Regions from separate parts of the Homo sapiens genome. Here region 1 is linked to region 2. Evidence: read pairs that join two places in POLR2A ChIA-PET (ENCODE). Cell type or tissue: PC-3. All regions are shown on one strand. Links, peaks and the distances in the headings refer to the core of each region. The heading gives the core; the rest is flanking DNA. Region 1 overlaps CNN3 (calponin 3). Region 2 overlaps ALG14 (ALG14 UDP-N-acetylglucosaminyltransferase subunit).

Region 1 (4,398 bases), core at 332-4,331, 85 kb before region 2:
ACCATTGAATTAGGTTGACTCCAATAGTTTCCTTTACAAGCAGTTTCCCAGAAGCATTAAACCTAGTCATTGTGGAATGATGAGCAAATAGCCTTCACTTTTGTGGGCTCATCAAACCATGTGTATATACTCCTCATCTCTCAGCAAAAAACAGACGGTTTTCGCCCCCAAACCTAATAGAGCCAATCCTATTAGAAGACATGGCTTGGCTGAGACAATGTCGGAAAGTGTGAGTTACTAATTTTCTTTTAGTGACTGCATTTTTGTCACTATGACACCTAGCTATTGTTTGTCCTTCCCTCTGTCAGGACTGAAGGTTTATGTTTCACTATAAACCCTGGCTTATTACCAAGCAGCACATCCTATGGCTGACCTAGCATGTTTCTTATTCATGTTTACTTACCCTAAGATAGGAAAATTCCCCACCCCTCCTGTCAATATTCCTAAAGATTTTAAGATTATTCCAAGTTGAATTTAAGATGAATCTGGGCCAGCCAAGTCAGTGAAATAAGCAAGGGTCAGAAAATGATTAGAATTCTGTCATTTACTATGTGTAATGGTTTCCTAAGCCTCAATCTCCTTAAGCATAGAGTGCAGTGTTGTGTGAAGTAAATAAAATGTTAATGTACCTTGTAACAGTACCTAGGAAAAAGGTACTTAAAAAAAAATCTGACCCTACCTATCTAGAAGCTAGCCAGAAAATAATCAGCCTGTGGTTCATATGAAAGTTCAAAAAAAATATTTATTTATAAAAAATACAATGGGATAAGTTTATGCTGAGAAATGCAGCAATAAATACAGTTGAAGAAAACAGAGCAACTCTACATTGATACATTGGCACAAACAGGAAGAGCAAATGCATCACCCAGGCCTAAATGTCCACAGGCCACTTTTGTACATGCTCTTTTAGAAACACCACTCTGAAAAGATCTTGTTCGCTAGGTAAGAGAATGAGTACACATATAATCACAAATGCACACTGATCATGACTTTATTTAAAAATTAGCAAACAATACTGTAGAAACATTGATATGTAAATTTCTAAAATGCTGCATCTTAAATTTAGTTGGCAAAGACCACATTTAGCAATAAGCATGAGTTTAGTCTTCCATGTAGAAACCAGATACACTAAACTGTAAAAAAAAAAAAAAAAAAAAAAAGTTTCCTATTGTTTGAAAATACCAGTTTAATATAAGATTGTAAAAATGCATAGATTTTTGCATAAAAGAACTGGCTGTACAAGAGTACTCCCCTTTCACAGTATTCCTTTTTACTTCATATGCGAGTTATTGATTATGCTGTAGGATTTAACTATTACAGCACTAAAAGGCAACTATTGAGGGAAGAGGCAGAAAAAGGAAAAAGGAATGTACGTAAGGCAATTTTTCTTAAAAGTACAATAAGCTTAATAGTGTTTTAGGAAGACAAGATAAAAATTACTCAAGGCTAGCTTGGTTCTCACTGAATAAAAACAAAGGACTAAATACTGAGCTCCTTCTGTGTGGATCTAATAATCAATGCCTTGGTCGCTATATTGGTAATCTCTGGGGTAGTCATCCTGGTACTCGCCATGATACTCATCAGGGTATTCTGCCTGATAATCACTATCACTGATTTCCGAACCATTTGTTCCTGTTCCTTGGCTTCCGTTGTGAATGACAGGTTCTGTAGGAGCAGCACAGTATTTGGGATCATATACTTGCCGCCCAAGCCCATACACACTCATTCCTTTCTGGGAAGCAACTTTGTTGGTACCCATCTGTAGGGAAATTGTCGAGTTGTCCACCGGCTGTAATGTTAGCTTCTGATCATAGATGTCTCTTCTGGTACCTGGTGCTAACATCCCTGCCTGGTATTAGAACATAGTATAAAAGTTAAAACAGCAGCTAGAATCTATTCTTGTGAATAATTTATAAATTATAGAATTCACATTGAATATGAACAGTAATACATGAACTTTCATTTGGTTCAGGGGTAAAGCTAGCTTAACCAAAATATCCTGATACCGAATCACTTCCATGAAGCAATATTCATTGGCTTTTGAGCTAGGTGAGACCTTTCTTCAAAATCCTTGCTCTGCTATAAAATTACTATGTGGCCTCAAACACGTAAATTTAGCTTTAGGTTTCTCAAACTGCAAAATGGAGACATTACTACCTACTCTGGATTTAAGAGAGAATGAGACATAAAGAATGTGAAATCATAATGCTTCCACACCAGAAAGTTCCATGTGAATGCCCATGGGGACCACATACATTATCTGGGTTACCAATTTCAAAAATTTATAATATATTCAACAGAAACTATGTTGAGCAGATCTTAAGGACTTGAGTCTTTTCAAAAGGCTGAGATACAGAAGAACCAGCCACTTCACAGCCACTCCCCTCTTTTTCAGAGTACAGTAACTCATACTTCATCTCTCTACTTACATCAAGCACACACTTCCAGGTTCAGAGTGGGTAGAAAAGTAAACGTGAGTGGCAGCTATGAGAGACATAATGCCGCACCCGGTAGGATGTGTTCCATAAGGGCAAAGTTTGATAAATCTCCCTTGGACTCGGTAAGAAAATGTTTTTCAAACCCTATCCCAGCTGTTGTTGGATGTGAGACCTGTCTGTTCTCAAATGGTTGTTGAACTTCCTTCTGAGGTGCTGGTGATCTATTTTTAACAAGGAAATATTTCTATCTTGGATGTGGTATACTGGTATTTTCACCATGTTGCATTTCCATCTCCTTATATTGACACATCTAATAGGAATGCTAGTTAAATCCTTCTTAGTGGAACACCAGGTAATTTTACCTATTAATTAAGGGCTCCTTAAAAAAAAAAGTCAGCATTTAAATGAGCAATATTTTACTTGGATTTTGGAGCAAGAACACTGTAATAAACATATCTTTTTTTCTGCTGGCTAGGTAGAAAGGCCAGCTGTTCTAACTGCCAACAAAAACCACGAGACACATCATGCTTTTGCTGCTATCGAAAAGGTCTTTTGATTATTTTGCTTTCCCAGCAAAGTCCACATTCCTGAAGGAATATACTCTAAATAAACTATACAAAAAATACCTACTTTAAACTTCTGGTTAATAAAAATAAGGTAAGTGTACTCTTGTACACGTATAAAAAGGTATTGCTTACCTGGCTGGCTCCTTTATTAGTGCCCATCTGCAGACTAATTGTGGTCTGGTCAAAAGGTTTGTCAGTTTGCATTTTGGGATCATAAAGATGCCTCCTAGTCCCGTAAGCTGTCATACCTGCCTGGCTGGCACATTTGTTGGTTCCCATCTTTTAAGTTAAAAATAAAATTGCACAAATTATCAGATGTCAACAATATACACAACACAAACAAAACTTTCCATGCTACCAAAAAGACAGAAGGGGCACAACCGACAAGTTACTGAGCTGAGGCTCCAGTCAACTCTTCTATGTGTCTACAAACAAATTTCAAGTGCTAACTTTAAAAAGAAAATTTTAAAGTCACTATAGATAAAAACTCATACATAGAAGAATTAAACACACTTTAACAGGTGGACTGACACACCAAAAGTCATTACAGTGGCAGAATAATTTCCTCTGCTACTCTTTCCCCAGATAACCAAATTAAGAGGTACCAGCTTCGGTTATTTCAACAGAAGTAATCCTAGGCCAAGCAATATGCTGTTCTACTCCAGGAATGTTTTACATAAAATGTGAAAGCAAATGCCAAGTGTTTTCTCTGGGAGCTTAACAAGGGCTTTTTAAAGTTTCAAAATCACCAACATTTTCTCCAGAAAGGAACCACATTTTATTCCTGTAACTCCCATGTCCTTGGACAGAGCTGGAGAAAGGTGGAATGAGGAATTTGAACTCAGCAAAGTTCAGGGAAACAATAATTAATTTTTCTTCCCCACTGAGAACAGTATGGCTTCAGGACCAACCATTACACCCTGTTCCACTGGTTAGGCACACTTTTCTGATGTTGGATCTTTTTTCTTTAAAAATAAGATTAAAGAAAATCTTTATTACTAATATAAAATCTGTTCATTGAAGAAAATTCAGAAAACACATATAAGCAAAAAGGAGGGGGGAAAAATCATTGTGATACCACCATCCATTCACTGTCAACATTTGTGAATATCCTTTTAGCTTTTTAACCTATGTGTCTATGTATATATCTATAGATGCACATATATACAAATACATACAAAAACATGTGCATTTTTAATTTTAAAAATCCATACTGACCACAGTATTTGATGATCTGATTTTTTTCCCCCATAACCTATCTTTTCAAACTCTAGTGTATAATTTTACATTACACTTTGCTTTTATGGAGTTGTAATTCAACCAACTGACTACTGTTCTGAAATTTAGGTTTCCAGTTTCTCACCACCAATACAATTTTGTACTGTGTAAAAATA
Region 2 (4,398 bases), core at 107-4,106:
TGTTCTCACCATTCTGAGACACCTTCGGCTACACATTTCTCCAGCCAAAAACCTAGGAAGATGTCCGGCTGACAGATGCGCCTGTTACATGATTCAGAGAAGACAGTTTTTTTGTTTTTTTTGCTTTTTTTTTTTAAAAAAAAAAAAAAGAAAAAAGGCTGGATCAGCCTCAGGATTTTAATCTTACATGATCGTGGATAATCATGTCTCTTTTCACAAAAATTCAATCACTTCACTAATCACTATTTATTAGATTTATATCATACTTATAAAGCAAAAGATTTAAGAGGAAAAAACCTATATATACTACAGGAGAGAATCTTCTCTTTTCTGTTTTTTATTTTGTTTTGTTTTTTTTTTTTTTGGCTGCTTTGTTAAAGAAGCAGAGGTTAGAGGGAAGGAAATGGAATTCCTGTTTTTGAGGAGCTCCTGGGCCAGGCACTGCACTAACTATTGTACTTCTATTCCAGTAGACATGGCACCACTAGAAACACAGTCTCAAGCAGGACCAGCGAAAGAATTCAGAGGGTCTAAAATATAAGTTCATTGTTTAAAAAAATATTCAGAAGTTCAAGAGAGTCACAGCAGAACATTAAACCAAGTGGAGGCCCTCTTCAGTGCAGAACTCTGTGTGACTGCACAGGCCACACACCCGTGAAACTGGCCCCACTAAGAAGTCAGGTTTACCTGAACTTGAATTCTGGCTTTGCTACTTACTACTCATGTGATCTTGGACAAGTCATCTGTAAAATGGGAATAATAACAGTCCCTACATCATTGAGTTTTGTTTTTTTTTTTTTTTTTTGAGACGAAGTTTCACTCTTGTCACCCAGGCTGGATGGAGTGCAATGGTGCAATCTCGGCTCACTGCAGCCTCTGCCTCCCGGGTTCAAGCGATTCTCCTGCCTCAGCCTCCCGAGTAGCTGGGATTACAGGCATGTGCCACCACGCCTGACTAATTTTTGTATTTTTAGTAGAGACAAGGTTTCACCATGTTGGTCAGGCTGGTGTCAAACTCCTGACCTCCAGTGATCCACCCGCCTTAGCCTCCCAAGGTGCTGGGATTACAGGTGTGAGCCGTCATGCCGGCCTAAACAAGAGATTTTAAAAGATACTCTGTATTAAGGCCAACTACTCAAAAAGCAAGACTGAAGTACAAAAAATGATACTGGTTTATGCTCAAGGTTCTGGAGGCTTGTGGAGTGCAAATTGTCATGAAGCCAATTTAATATAACTGCTTCCTTTATGCTGAAAGGATTCACTGGGGACATCACTGTTTCCATACAGGAAATAAAGCCTTTTGTATCTGAACCAAAACTCAGAAATACTTTTTTTCTCTCTTCTTTTACAATGCAGAATACTTTACAAAAAAAAAAAAAAAAAAAAAAAGCTGTAGGACAGGAAATATTACTAATCATACAAACTCTATATTTAGTTCTGTAAAAAAAATACTACTAAAACAGCCAGAAGAAAATTTGCAGGTAGTAATACATATTTTTATCTAGAAAAGAAATTTGGTTTACAGAGGCATAAACATTTAGTAGTTACGTTTATCAATGTTTGTTTCATAAGAGAAGCCTCAGTTTCTTCACTGAGTCATCTGTACATTTTTTATTCCTTACCATCAATAATTCTCAGGACTGTCAGACGCCTTTACAAGAAACATGTAGGGTTTTTTTCCCCCCAATTTGAGTACATACTACTGTTAACTGCAAAATTCTAAAGAAGTCAGTTGCCATTTGTCAAACAATTCGCCCAAGGTACACCGATTTGGGATACTTTTCTTTCAGAGCCGGCCACTGAACAATGAAGTAATCTGAGAGATGAAACAGAATCTTTCCGGACATGGATAACGTTTCTACACGGCAGATGCTTTCAACGTAGACAATGATCACTTTCTTTATTCCTAGTATCCCAAGGAGAAGGGCAGATACACAGATAGGAACACATGTTCCTGGTCCGTTACACAACACCTGAAAGAAAAAGTTGAAGGTCAAATGAAAATACAGAATAATAATCTAAGGGAGGCATTTTGCATTAAGAACAGCCTGATTTCAGAGGGGATCTGCTTATGATTCTAATAAGTCCTTCTCTGTCAAGAACCAGGATGCAGCAAACAGCGCATGTTTAAGCCCATGCACTTTGGAGCCAGGCAGAGCTGTGTTGTCTTGGCTCTCTTGCTTACCAACTGTGTGACTCAGGGCAAATCACTTAACTTCTAACTTCTAGCACAGTTCCTGGTGCTCAGTCAGCACTCATCGGACAGGCATGTGTTGCTCTTCTCTGACTGCTCTGTGGACCTTGAATGTCACATAAAAATACAGAAAACAAAATCAACTGAGATTCACTGTTTTCTTTAATGTACCAACTTATTCTTGATTTGGGAGAAAATATCTTTAATTGACTATGAAGATTTTTTTTTTTTTGAGATGGAGTCTCGCTCTGTTGTCCAGGCTGGAGTGCAGTGGCGTGATCTCGGCTCACTGCAACCTCTGCCTCCCGGGTTCAAGCGATTCTCCTGCCTCAGCCTCCTGAGTAGCTGGGACTACAGGCGCCCGCCACCACACCCGGCTAATTTTTTTTTGTATTTTTAGTAGAGATGGGGTTTCACCATGTTAGCCAGGATGGTCTCGATCTCCTGACCTCATGATCTGCCCACTTCAGCCTCCCAAAGTGCTGGGATTACAGGCATGAGCCACCGAGCCCAGCTGAATTTTTATAAGCCATTGAAGAAAATAAGAGAAAACCTGTTTCAGAGAATTGTTGGTAAGATATTACTGTTTTCAGAGGAAAAAGCATTTTACACAACATCTTAATTATATGCTCATGTTGACTGAATTAGTAAAATCTAATAAAGCACTTTATTCCACAAACCATAAAACAAGAGGTTTGTGATTGTCTACACATATCTATTGGGCATGCTCTATGTCACATGATCTTACCAGCCTAAGGTCCACAAAACTTAGCACCAGAGAATCTTAGAGTTGGAAAGGTTCCCATATATACTGTCTATATTGTTTATACCACCCCAGCATTTCAAGGACTCTCCCCGACAGAAAGAGAGCCATCTTGCCTCCATGTGAACATGGTCAGGGCTGTAGGGTTTGAAAAAGGTCACCTGGTCTAGGCTCCACCAGGAGGTGTGACCACCTGAAACACCATTCACAGAGCTTTGGGAAAAGAGTCTGTTTTAGATGAGACCAATCTTCCTTATGTCTTCCTCAAAGCTCTCTACCTACCATCTACAAATCCCCTTTCTGTCTTTTATGGAGAATTTGTCTTCAGACTTTCCCTTGAATTACCAGCTACTAAGCTGCTGTCCAGACTGGTCTTTAATCTCCATTAAGTTGCCCCTATAACCCTTCTTCATAGTCCCCCAAGGCAGTGTAATAGAAAATGGAACTGAGAGTCAGGGGAACAAGGTTAAACAAACTGCAAACCAGCTCTGTGATTCTGGGCAACAGCATAAAGAACAATCACCACCTCGGCCCTCACCACTGCTATTTATTCACAACGCACTATGGCCAAGTACTGCACTAAACATTTTACGTGTATTACATTTTAATTAATCGTCACAGCAATCATAATTTGAGACAAGTTCTCTTTTTTTTCTTTTTTTTGTTTTTAATAACTCTGTATCATTCCAATTTTAGTATATGTGCTGCCAAAGTGAGCACAAGCAAGTTGTATCATCCCTTTTTGCAGAGGAGAAAAGGCAGGCACACAGAAGTTGGGCAAGTTGCTTGATCACATGTTTAGGAGGTGAAGGAGTTACGTTGCTTCAGGTCACTTTTTTTTTATTTCTAGCAGTTACCTTACTAGAAAATGGGTAGGCTGGACTAAATGTCTTTCAGGGTTCTATAACTCTACAATTTTCCTCTTTGTCTTAAACCTAAATTACAAACTTGCTCTGAATCTTTTCAATGTTTAGAATTCCAAAAATCCAATTATTGCCAGGCACTACTAATATTTTGGACTGGATATTTTAGTTATGGGGGCCTGTCTTGTGCATCTTACTTAGCGTGCTTCGCAGCATCCCTGGCCTCTACCCACAAGATTCCAGTAATCAAGACAACCAAGAATGACTCCAATCACTGCCAAATGTCTCCAGTTGACAACCACTCTATTAATGCACTCCCTAATCCTTGGATTATTTGTGTTCTTTTCTTAGTCTTTGTTTCAATAATACAGAACAAAATAAAAACTACAGCTAAAAAATAATGCAAGGATTGCTGGATCTTGAATGTCACAGAAAGAATTTCACATTTGTTCCTCTTTAAAAAAATGCACAAATCCATGTGTTCATTTCAACATCTAGTCAACTCTCTATACACAAACTATGTATACACAGCTAGAGATGTCTGTATATGGGAAGGGAAATGACTGGCATTGCTGGGA

What was found. Peaks named below come from ENCODE experiments on the same cell type or tissue, not always from the same donor. Only the 100,000 strongest peaks of a DNase experiment are listed, where the experiment ranks them.
Region 1: POLR2A ChIA-PET joins it to region 2 with 6 read pairs; 3 of 35 experiments call an interaction of 5 or more read pairs at or near these places.

What each region holds. Positions count from the first base shown.
Region 1 is chr1:94,896,235-94,900,632 of GRCh38, forward strand. It overlaps CNN3 (calponin 3), which reads right to left. Exons shown (of 7, transcript NM_001839.5): 6 at 3,137-3,283; 7 at 723-1,849. The coding sequence ends at 1,508. Among named protein-coding and RNA genes, the nearest start is that of CNN3-DT, 28 kb to the right of the region's middle. In PC-3, for the core only: no CTCF peak of the experiment used is centred there; no DNase peak of the experiment used is centred there.
Region 2 is chr1:94,981,334-94,985,731 of GRCh38, forward strand. ALG14 (ALG14 UDP-N-acetylglucosaminyltransferase subunit) reads right to left here. Exons shown (of 4, transcript NM_144988.4): 4 at 1-1,973. The coding sequence ends at 1,743. Among named protein-coding and RNA genes, the nearest start is that of CNN3, 56 kb to the left of the region's middle. In PC-3, for the core only: no CTCF peak of the experiment used is centred there; a DNase peak (open chromatin) is centred at 2,208; H3K27ac peaks cover 717 bases.